Linked DNA regions of Homo sapiens: region 1 is linked to region 2. The links are chromatin contacts, found by Hi-C or POLR2A ChIA-PET in ENCODE. All regions are on one chromosome and are shown on one strand. Each heading gives the region's core, a stretch centred on a gene start or an enhancer-like site at or near the end of the contact. The rest is flanking DNA. Distances are from core to core; before and after follow the strand shown.

Region 1 (5,803 bases), core at 1,612-4,111, 94 kb after region 2:
CCTAGGTCTGGGCTCCCCAAAGGGCTGCAGCTCTTCTCTCCTTCTTGTCACCGGTAACATGGTGAGCAAGGACTGTGTTTCAGCCCTGTTTGGTTATAGCTCTTTGAGCCCTGCCATTTGGTGGGTCCTGAGTTCTTGTCCTACATCCAGAAAGAATGAGGTATGCAGACAAGTGGAGGGTGAGCAAGACAAACAGGAGCTTTACTGAGCAATAGAATAGCTCAGAGGAGACCCACAGTGAGCAGCTCCTCTCTGCTAGGCAGGTCGTCCCAATGAGTGTTCAGCCCTCAGCAGAGAGGGTAGCTCCTCTCTGCAGACAGGTTATCCCATCATCTCTTCAACTCTCAGCAAAGAGGGTAGCTCCTCTCTGCAGCTGGTCATCCTCTCATCTCTTCGAATCCGGCTGAGTCTGGAGCTTTTATATGCCTCAGAGGGGAGGAAGTGCGTGCAGATTGGTCCGTGGATGGCCGTGGGTGGGCCCGGAAAAAGCACCAGAAGTTCCCACTCTGGTCTGCATGATTGGCAGCCTGGCCCCCAGGCTTCAGGCCTTCCCCAGATTGAAGATGGGGCTTCACTGAGGACCTGCCCCTTTCTGCCCAGGAGCCTGTCTGCCTCCTTCCATCATCCATGGTGCCCAGGCTGTTTGTGCTGAGGGGCGCTGGCAGGCCAGCACCGAGCTGCCTTTAGCACCTCCTCGGCTTCCCTCCCATGCTCGTTGGCACCCAAAGTCTGAAGGGAGCCAAGGAAGAAGGGGGCTGGCATGTCAGCGCTGTCCCAAGTGTCTGTACACCTGGCCAGGTTGTGACAACACCCAGGCTCAGCCTCAACTTGCAGGACACAGGGCTCCTACCACTGCCAATGCTGCTCCCACAGCCACTCCTGCTGCCACTGTCCACACCTCACCACTGCAGCCAGCATGATGGTAGTGGCTGGTCCAGATGGCCCGCCACTGCCATCATCATGAAAAGTTCAATTAAAAAACTGTATAAACTTTACCTAGATTCACTGTCATTAACATTTTCTCGCATTTGTTTTATATCTCTTTATATATTTATGTGCCTATACACACACACACACACACACACACACACACGCACATCTATATTTTTGAATCTTTTGATAATTAGTTGCAAATGTAATTTCACTCCACCCTTATATGTTGACACATTTTTTTCTAAGAAAAGGATATTGACACATTTTTATTCTAAGAACAAGGATATTCACCTGCATAGCCACAATATAATTATCATGCAGGAAATTTAACAATGTAACAATACTACTATCTAGCAATCCATGTTCAAAGTTTCCCAGTTTTCCAATAATATCCTTTGTAGTTGGTTTTTCACTCAGGGTCCAATCAAGAATCTGCAATGCATTTAGTTTTCATGTCTTTTTAGTCTCCTCTAACCTAGGACAGAACCCAATCTTTTCTTTTTTTCTCTAACGACCTTGACATTTTTGTTATTTTGCCGAACGTCTCTCGATTTGGGTTTGTTTCCTCATGATTAGATTCAGATTGAGCATTTTGGGCAAGAATGCTACAGTATAATAATGATCTATGTCATACTAGGAGACACATGATGTCAGTTTGCCTCATAATTTGTGATGTTACGTTTAATTACCTTGTTAATGTGGTGTCCATCAGATTCCTAGGCAGCTATAATTTCTAGGTGCTACTCATGTGATTAGAAGTAGAACCTGGTTTAAGAGTCACTAGGTTAGTCAAATATCCTATTTAGAGATGGCATTCTCTTCTCTGGTGTCTTTCAAGGCTGGGCATTTTCCAGAAACTTTATTAGCCCCAGTAAAGGAGAATTTCTACACTTCAAGGGCAGACAGATCTTTCTTCTAGTTAAGTTCATTAGAAAATATATTTAATGCCCAAAATAAAATAATTAAAAGCAGTGACTCAGACAGATATTTGTACACCCATGTTCATTGCAGCATTATTCATAATTGCCAAAAAGTAAAAACAATCCAAATGTCCATTGATAAATGAATAGATAAATTGAGTATATACATAAAGTAGCATATTATTCAGCCTTTAAAAAGGAAGGAAATTCTGACACATGTTATAATGTGGATGGACCTTGAAAACATCATAATGTTTGATGTTCTTAAGTAAAAAAAAGCCAGACACAAAAGGATATATATCATATGATCCCATTTATATGAGGCAGCTGAAACAGTCAAATTCAGAGATACAGAAAGTAGAATGGTGATTCCAAGGGGCTGGGGGAAGGGAAATGGGGAGTTATCATTTAAAGGGTACAGAATTTCTGTTTGGAAAGATAAAACCCATGTAGACATGGATGGTGACAATGGTTGCACCACAATATCAAGGTACTTAATGCTCCTGAATTGTGCTCTTATAAATGGTGAAAATTGTAAGTTTTATGTTATATATATTTTACCACACTAAAAAACCCTTTTTTACAAACACACATTTGTTTATACCAAGAAAAAATTGCTGCTTTCTAACTCTTCTTCCTTTGTTTTGGCTTCTGGAACAATACAAAATGCACTTTTTCCTCTCTTCCTTATGATATCCTTCCAACTTGTCTCCAACCCATGCCTACACTGCCCCTCCCTGTCCACCTTCTCAACCTAGTGGGAAAAGTATAGACTTGAGTGGAAGTTTTACTTCTTCTAGATTCATTATTATTCCTTTTTAAAAGTCAGAATGGTTTAGGACTGCCTTAGGATGTTTTATTTCTTGAGAAAAGTAAAATTAAACATTCTAGTACTAAAGTGGTCCACCAATTTCGGACATAGGACAACATGTATAGTACTTGCCCACGGCTCTCCTTCTCTTGTCCTAAGCCTGCATTCCACCCTGTGCCTGCAGAGGATTATGCAGCAGCTGCTTGAAAGCAGGATGCATGTGATGATTCATATCCAGCAAGCTGTAGAGAATGCCGAGGTCTTTTATCTCCTTGAAGCATCAGGGCAGACAGAATAGAACTTGGCCAACTGGAAACAGCTTGACATTCCTTGATAGGCTCACATAACAGTTCATAGGCACAAAGACAGTTACACTTTGCCATAGCAACAAACTCATTTACCCTAGTGAGGTAGGCCTTGGCAAGGCTATTAGCTGCCCTCATAGCTTAGCAGACACTTGGCCACTAGGCTACAGGCTCTGTGGGAGGTGCCCCATGCAACTCCAAATTCAGGCCCAATGAGCAATTCAATGTCATCAGATTTCAAGCTGATCAATGGGCCCAAGGCCTGGTACTATCATAAAGAAGTCATGGAGCACATGGTGGGATGGTGGGTCTCCCCCAATCCCTCAAGGGTAATGCTCAGCTCTGTGTATTTCTGGGGAGGCTCCACCAGCCTACACTTACCAGCACTCCTTGGAGGAGTTTTGTGTCCTTTCATGGAGCAGATAGGAGAAAAATAATCAAAAGAGAGGAGCCCAAAATGAGGAGAAAAGGAAAGGATAAGGGATTCCGGAGCCTTACATAGGAACCAGTCTTTTTGCTTCTCAGGCCCTCCTGCATACACCACCTTGCAGAACAGGCTCAGGGCTGGTGTATTAGTAAGGGTTCTCCAGAGTGACAGCCCCAATAAAATGGATGGATGGATGGATAGAGGGATGGATAGATAATGGATGGATGGAGAGAGAGAGAGCACAGCCCAGGGGTGAAGAGGAAAGGGCAGGTCTTTAGCATTAATTGGAGCCAGGCTGATCCTTCAGACCCAGAGATCTAGAGTCCAGTTTAAGTTGGAGATCAGACCTTTAATGGAGAGCTCCAGACATGAGATTAGGGAAAAGAGGCCCAGTATCCTGAGAGTAAGAACCTCCTCCTCCACCCAAACCCACCATCCTCTTTCTTACCATCATCCTAGGCTGAGGGTATACTTGGTGAATTGGAAAGTTACGACTCTTTACAAAAAGGAGAAGAGGCCACTGAGCAGGAAAAGAATTGAGGAGATGACACCCTGCACCCTGGTGGTATATTTTCCTTTGGTCCATCTAAAATCATGCAAGCATTCCTTCTTTATTTTCTTTGCTTATAAATCAACTGTCTGCCCTATAAGATGGTACTTTTCTTCTTGTGACAAGCCTCCTATGTATTACTCCCATCCAGGTAACCATCACCTACTCAACTGGAGGAGACTATTTTTGTGCCCGATTTGCTTGCTGGAAACTGCAGAACTTCAATGTCTGCAGTGAAAATGGAAAGAAAAGAAAACCAGTTGTCTGCCTTGGTGATGAGAGCAGAAAGTCAAGAGCAGCAATATAGGCAGCTAACAAGCATTTAATGGTGAGGGAACAAGAGAAGGGAGGAAAGGCAGGGGGCTCAAGGTCATGGCCAAGATATGTTTTTCCTACTCAGAATTAGGTCTGGGCCTGACCATGTTCCTATAGACCAAATTCTGTCCTCCAGAAATAGGTACAGTGACCCACACATAAAAGGCATTATAAGCAAATGAGGTGCCTCTTTAATTCTTCGATGAGCTCTAAAAGTTATCTTTACAGTTTAGTTATAGTCAGAGCAACTGTTAGAGAACCTTGGTTTTTTTCCCAAAGAAAAAGAGTTGCCACTGTGAGAAATAACTGGGATTTCCTGACATTAAAAAATAATAACAGACATATTAGTCCCTTTATTGTTAAGTAAAAGAAGGAAATGGGCAGGAACCACTATGCATTGAAGAGGAAAGTATTGAGCTTCCAAATATATCCTGGGAAACATGTAATACTTCCCTGAACATAGGGAAATGTGGCTGAGATTCTCAGCACAGAAGTATGTTTGCCACATGCAAAGCACATAATAGAAGTGATAGGGACAGGGCAGAGAAATTCTAGGCAGAAAAAGATGGGTCCCCAGGGAAACCCCATCCTTATGCTGAAAAGCCTGAAACCACAGTCCAAAGTGAGAACTTATACCCCTGTTTTCCTGCTCAAATGTTGTCTTTTCCTAAAACCACCCATGGCTCCCACTCCACCCTATCCTGTGCCTATAAAAACCCCAGATTCAGCTGGTAGACAGGACTACAGCTGGACATTGGAGAGAAGCAGCTTGACTTCAGAAGGACAGCTTGATGGCATATAACTTCGGAGAAGCATCCTGCCGGAGACAGCTGGGCTTCAGAGGAAGATTACCTACCCACTCTGTCCCCTTTTCAGCTCCCCTTCCCACTGAGAGCTACTTTCATTGGCAATAAAGTCCCCTGCATTTATCATCTTTCAGTTCATTCATGCAACCTCATTTTTCCTGGATGCTGGACAAGAGCTCGGAAGCCACAATTGTGCATACAAAAGGCGGTTGCACTGGCACTCTGCCCTCCATGGGGCCTGCACAGAGTTTGCTCCTGCCAGTGCTAAAGCATCTGGCCAGTTCCTGCACCTGCTCACCTTGCACTCCCTCCCACGAAGGGTGGAACACAGTGGGTCTGAGTGAGTAGAGTTTTATCTCATGGGTGCTGAAGCAGTGGCTGGTTCCAGTGCTCATTTGGTCCAGTTCCCACACTCATTCGCTTGCATGCTCCCTCCTGGGGGGAGTTGAGAGCGACACACTGAGTAAATGAGGCACTCCTGTCGTGAGTCCCACAAAGGGGCCAGAGAAATATCCTGCTTCAGAAAGTATCCTGAAAATGAAGTGACCAGGAAGCCATGGAGACCTCCCCCAATTACTCATTGTTCTAGTAAATACTATGAGATAATGTTCTGAGCATAAGCACCCTTAAGTGACACTGCCCACCATCTTGGAACATTTAAAGCAGTGCTGGTGGGAAGTTCGGAATGAGCTGGAAAGTCACCTTCCAAAATAGGAGCACTCCAGTCCTAGACTAC
Region 2 (5,144 bases), core at 2,442-4,941:
ATCAGACTTTCCACTTGGCAGGTCCTTTTATCTATTTTGTTCAGTGAGGCTGCCAAATACCACAGCTCCATACTGCAGCTGTTTCTTCCTAATCAGGGCCAGTGCATCTGTGAGTACTTGCTTTTTCCTTCTTATATTCTCCCAAGTTTTTGGCATGGTAATCCCTCACTAGTTTGCTTTTTAAGGATTTTAAGAAAAAAAGTATGTATGTATATATTCATCCTCTACGTTACTCAATATACATATATAGCTGTTTTAGTCAACCTCATCAGGAGGATTGGTCTAGACTGCCATTAAGATAACTGAAAGTCCTCCAGTTGCTTTTAAAAAAAAGAAATAGGGGTAGTGTTTTTGCATTCCTACTCTTCTGAAAATGTCTTTATTTTATCAACTCTCTGGAGTTATAGTCTGGCTGAGATTCAAAGTCTAGGTTGAAACTTAATTTTCCTTCACATATTTGAAGGCACTATCTTATTGATCTCTTCTAACATTTATTGTAAGTGTTGTATAATCCTATTCCTTCCTCATGCTTATTTTCTTGTAAGTGACTTTTCCCCTCTCTTTGGGGACACAATTATCTCATAATGTTTCTCACATAATTTGGGGGTAACACATAATCTCACAATTACATAGTTTGGCATAGGGTGGGCCTTAATTAATTTATTTTTCTGTTCATAAAAGCAATGTGTTCAATCTGGAGATTTTTTTTTTACTCCTGGGAAATTTTATTGTCACTTTACTTTTTTTCTCTCTCTCTTTTTATTTTTATTTATTTATTTATTTTTTTGAGACAAGATCTCACTCTGTTACCCAGGCTGGAGTGCAGTGGTGTGATGATGATCTTTTTTTTTTTTTTAAAGGTAAATAAGTTATTTATTATTTCTTTCTTTTTTTATTTTATTATTATTATACTTTAAGTTTTAGGGTACGTGTGCACAATGTGGGTGATTGAACATGGAGTTCATAAATGCAAATCGGTCAATCAATAAAGCTGGAAACTTTTTCTTTAGGATAATTTAATTTGTCAAAAGATAATCTGATAACCATCATTCTACTCGCTACCTCCAAGACATCAACTTTTTTCAGTTTCACATATAAGTGAGAATATACAATATTTGTCTTTCTTTGCCGAGCTTATTTCACTTAACATAACATCCCCTAGTTCCATCCACATTTCTTCAAAAGACAGGATTTCGTTTTTTATGGCTGAAAATGTATTTATATACAATAGCATTCCATTGTATATACAGACCTCATTTTCTTTATCCATTTATTTGTTGATGGACACAGGTTGATTCCTTATCTTGGCTATTGTGAATAGTGCCACAATAAACATGGGGGTACAGATATTTCTTCAATATTCTGATTTCCTTTCTTTTGGATATATTCCCAATCGTGGGATTGCTGGATCATATGGTAGTTCCATTTTAAGATTTTTGAGGAACCTTTATATTGTTTCCATAATAGTTGTACTAATTTACATTCTCATCAGCAGTGTATAAGCATTCCCCTTTCTTCACATCCTCACCAACATTTAGTTTTTGTCTTTTTGATAACAGCCATTCTAACTGGGGTGGGATGATATCTCATTGTGGTTTTGACTTGCATTTCCCTAACAATTAGTGACGTTGAGCATTTTTTCACATACCTGTTAGCCATTTGTATATCTTCTTTAGAGAAGTGAGGCGGAGAAGAGTAGTAGGGAGGGAGAAATGAAGAGAAGTTGGTTAAGTTTGCAGACTTCCATGTCCCTCCCCTCTGTTGCCCCTATCTCTGTAGCCCCAAGTCAAAGCCTTTCCCATTCAAATTACACACAAAAAAACTCTTTCATCACCAGCCTGGGAAACTAGTGGCCTGACTGTGCAAGGTGAGAGAAGAACATGACTGCTTCACAAACGAACTTTCAACTTCTATTTTTAGCTCCTTACCTCACCCCAACCCTTCATTGTACCTGCTGTCTCCAAATCTTGAGCATCTCAGGTTTTCCATTGGGATGAATGAGCTAATTCATTTGTGGTAACTTGTCTTCAGGTGACTTAAATCCTTGCTTCCTCTGTCTTACTAAACCACTTACCTCCATCTGGTCCTATCTTTCAAACTTGTGTGGAATTCTCTTGTCTGCTTGTTTTCTTTATTCTCTTTGTCTTTTATGGGTTTCTACATTCTTTTAGACTCTAGTTAGCCATTCAAACTCCATGATTCATCAGTTCCTCATCCATACATGAAAATAATGCTGGCTTTGCCTATCTGACTCAGAGACTTTTTGTGTGTGGATATAGTTTGATAATATACATGAAAGTGATTGTGGGAAAGCCTAGAGGTCTTTATCATTATTTTCCTTATGATGTCTTTGTCCTCATTAATCTGATTTTCTAAATAAATGCTGAATTCAAATTATGCTCTCATTTCTCACCAGAATGAGCAGTGTCTGTTTCTTCTTGGTTGTGGAAATTGTATCCCTCTTCCTTTTCATCTGCTACCATCTCTTTTCTGTTGAGGTTTTCAGGGTGTGCATGAATCACCACTGCTCCAAATGACTGTGTGATATTCTCTGCCCCACCCTTGAAGCACTCATCACTGGCTGGGTGGATTCTCACTGAGCTATCATGGGTGGTGACACCTACCATCTTTGAGCTTCCCAAGGAGTATCCCAGCTGCTAAACTGGGACTGATCAACAAGGGGAGGCTGATTCTCCATTGCTGGAGTTCTGATTTCTACCCAATGGGTGCTTTGTTGTGAAAGAGATTTCACTAACTAGTCAGGCCAAACCACCTATTTTAAATCAAGATAATGATCGTTAACACTTCCAGATTCTAAGAATGTTACATGTTTTAACTTATTTCATCTGCACAACACCCTGTAATATCCTATGTCACGGGGAACAAAACTGAGACCCAGGTTGATTAACAAACTTGCTCAGTTTCACAATGCTCGTCAGTAGCAGAGCTGGAATTTAATCCCAGACAATCTCTCCCCAGAGTCTAGGCTCTAAACCACAATTTTATCCTGTCTCTTAAATCGGCTTTGTTTAACTAGCTAAGAGTGAAGAAAATCTTCCAGAATTTAAAGTGCATAGTAGGGTGCTGGCCTTCCTTGATTCTTTGATAATGTAAATAAAAGTCAACACTGGGGTTCTACCTCTAAGGTTCTACCTTGTTTGTACCCAATACTCCAACCAATTGGACACTGATTTCTTAGGTGCTTGAGTAATAGGCTGATGGCAGGTTGAACCATATGAAATTGTCAATATTTGGCCATTTTTGACCTATATAAATGGCAATGTCATATGAATCAATTCAATATTTGTTGAGCCCCTACCTACTTTGGTGGAAGACATGGTTCCAGGCATTTTTCTTACGTTACTTAACCTTTACAACAATATTTCCAAGTATTTTTACCTCAATTTTTCACATGAGGAAATAGGCTGAAACTAACTAGCTGGAGATCACTCAGCAATTGAAGTGGTAAAGCCAGGGATCCTGTTCCAAGGTGGATTCCTTTCCACTGCACAGCTCTGCTGGCTGAGCCCCAGGAGCTGAGTGGAGCTGGAGGTTCTGCAGGCAAAAAGGAAGGTCACATTCGAGTGGCACACTCAAGTTATATCAGTTTTGAAGTTGAGCATGAGTCAAAAGGAGGAAATCAAATGACCTCTGGTAAACAGATATGAGTCAATCAGCAGCAAAAGTCAGCTTTGGGAAAGTGAATCAGACCTATTCCATTTTATTCAGTATTGTCACGACTGTGGGTGTACTTGCTACAGCTTTAAAGAAAATTTGGGGATTGAAGGGTGATTTGCCTAATTGGAGAATACTGTCATGGGAAGCCCAGCCAGGAGAGCCCAGATGGGGGTGGGGAGGCGGGGCATCTAAAACAGCTGGGGACTATTGGGATTCAAAATTGGAACAAATACAACTATGGAACTTAGGGAGTTTGAGGAAGAGATAGGATGGGAAGGTCTTTGGTAGTACAACCAGAAAAGAATGATAATTTGGGGCTCTCCAGAATCTCCAGTGCTAATTGAGCCAGATGGGGCTTGGCAACCCAGGTTAGCCACGTGGAAGCATTTTGGAATGACTACAGGCTGTAAGTTACAGATGCTGGGTTGGGAAGACAGGGAGTGTTAAATGGGCACAAACACACTGAGATATGTTCCAGTTAAGTGGAATATTATTCAGGGGTAGATGCAAAAATAGTTGAAGTGGTTCATAGACATTCATTTTAATTCTATGACTTTCCTCTGTGGGAAACTACTTTCATCTGGTTCTTTTCAATATGAAGTGAGTCATATTCTTTTTATTTGCCACAAGCATTTATTTGCCATAAGTGTCTTAAAGCATTTGACAATTGCTGCCTTATTTTCAAGAAATTGATTGAAACACCCTTGCTGAGCTGCTCAGAATTTGAGATTAATTCTCAACCACTGGCACAAAAGTAGCAAGAGAAGATAAGAGTGAATGTGGTCATTGATCAACAGATGTTTGTTTTAACTCTTTTCTGGAAAACCTGCCAAATACTGGGGAGTGTAAAGGCATCCAGACTGCCTTCTCTGAGCTTATACTCTAATTGGGAGAAATATGACATATACACAGAGCAGAAGACATTGACTTACAAATGCCAAATGTGCAGTGAATAAACAAAGTTACGGGAAGCAAGGAGGCCGACATTGGCAGTGGGGCTAAACAAGGCCCATGATTCCTGGAGAGGGTAGATTTGAGCTGATCCTTAAAGAATGAGCATTCAGGGATACTAGGAAAAGGGAGGAAGGCATTGCAGGCAATGAGAATGGCACAAGAAAGAAGTCCAGGGGTGAGAGAACCCCTATTTGCTCAGAACCCAAGAGGACCGGGTTGGACAGAGTGGAGAAATTGTTGGTGAAGTAGTATGAGTGCCCCCACTTCTTTTCTCTACATGATTTCCTGAGTGATCTCATTCCGTCTTTCTCATTTAAATAATGTCTATATGCTGATGATTCCTGGATTTATAATTCCAGCACAGACTGTTCTTCTGTATTCATGACAGAACTCTTGATTTTTGCCCTCCCAGCTCATCCCTGTCTTCCCACTTCCCATGTCTTTCTCCTGTTGGTAAATGGCATCATGATTTACTCAGGTGATCAAGCCCAAGCCCTGGGAATCATGCTTGA

The links. A loop is a pair of places that touch in the nucleus more often than their neighbours do. ChIA-PET counts read pairs that join two places held with the same protein, here RNA polymerase II (POLR2A). Pooled maps may share reads with other maps.
Region 1: a map of endothelial cell of umbilical vein shows a loop between it and region 2 (5-fold over the local background). The contact joins two enhancer-like sites. A Hi-C loop is called at or near these places in 14 of 168 maps with a recorded cell type or tissue (Calu3, MCF 10A, PC-3 and 10 more), 1 of 37 single-sample maps with no recorded cell type and 21 of 50 pooled maps. POLR2A ChIA-PET finds 5 or more read pairs at or near these places in 3 of 52 experiments (HCT116, HEK293 and MCF 10A).

Annotation. Positions count from the first base shown.
Region 1 is chr5:115,363,594-115,369,396 of GRCh38, reverse strand. LOC105379130 (a long non-coding RNA gene) reads left to right here. Exons shown (of 2, transcript XR_948686.1): 2 at 4,098-5,195. Among named protein-coding and RNA genes, the nearest start is that of CCDC112, 70 kb to the right of the region's middle. RefSeq lists an enhancer at 1-141. Within about 2 kb of position 2,861, at least 2 of the 41 ENCODE cell types and tissues checked have a DNase peak (open chromatin) inside an H3K27ac peak, as active enhancers do; they include gastrocnemius medialis, where a contact is called at or near this core.
Region 2 is chr5:115,459,103-115,464,246 of GRCh38, reverse strand. No RefSeq gene overlaps it. Among named protein-coding and RNA genes, the nearest start is that of FEM1C, 83 kb to the left of the region's middle. RefSeq lists an enhancer at 2,746-3,945. Within about 2 kb of position 3,691, at least 12 of the 41 ENCODE cell types and tissues checked have a DNase peak (open chromatin) inside an H3K27ac peak, as active enhancers do; they include gastrocnemius medialis, where a contact is called at or near this core.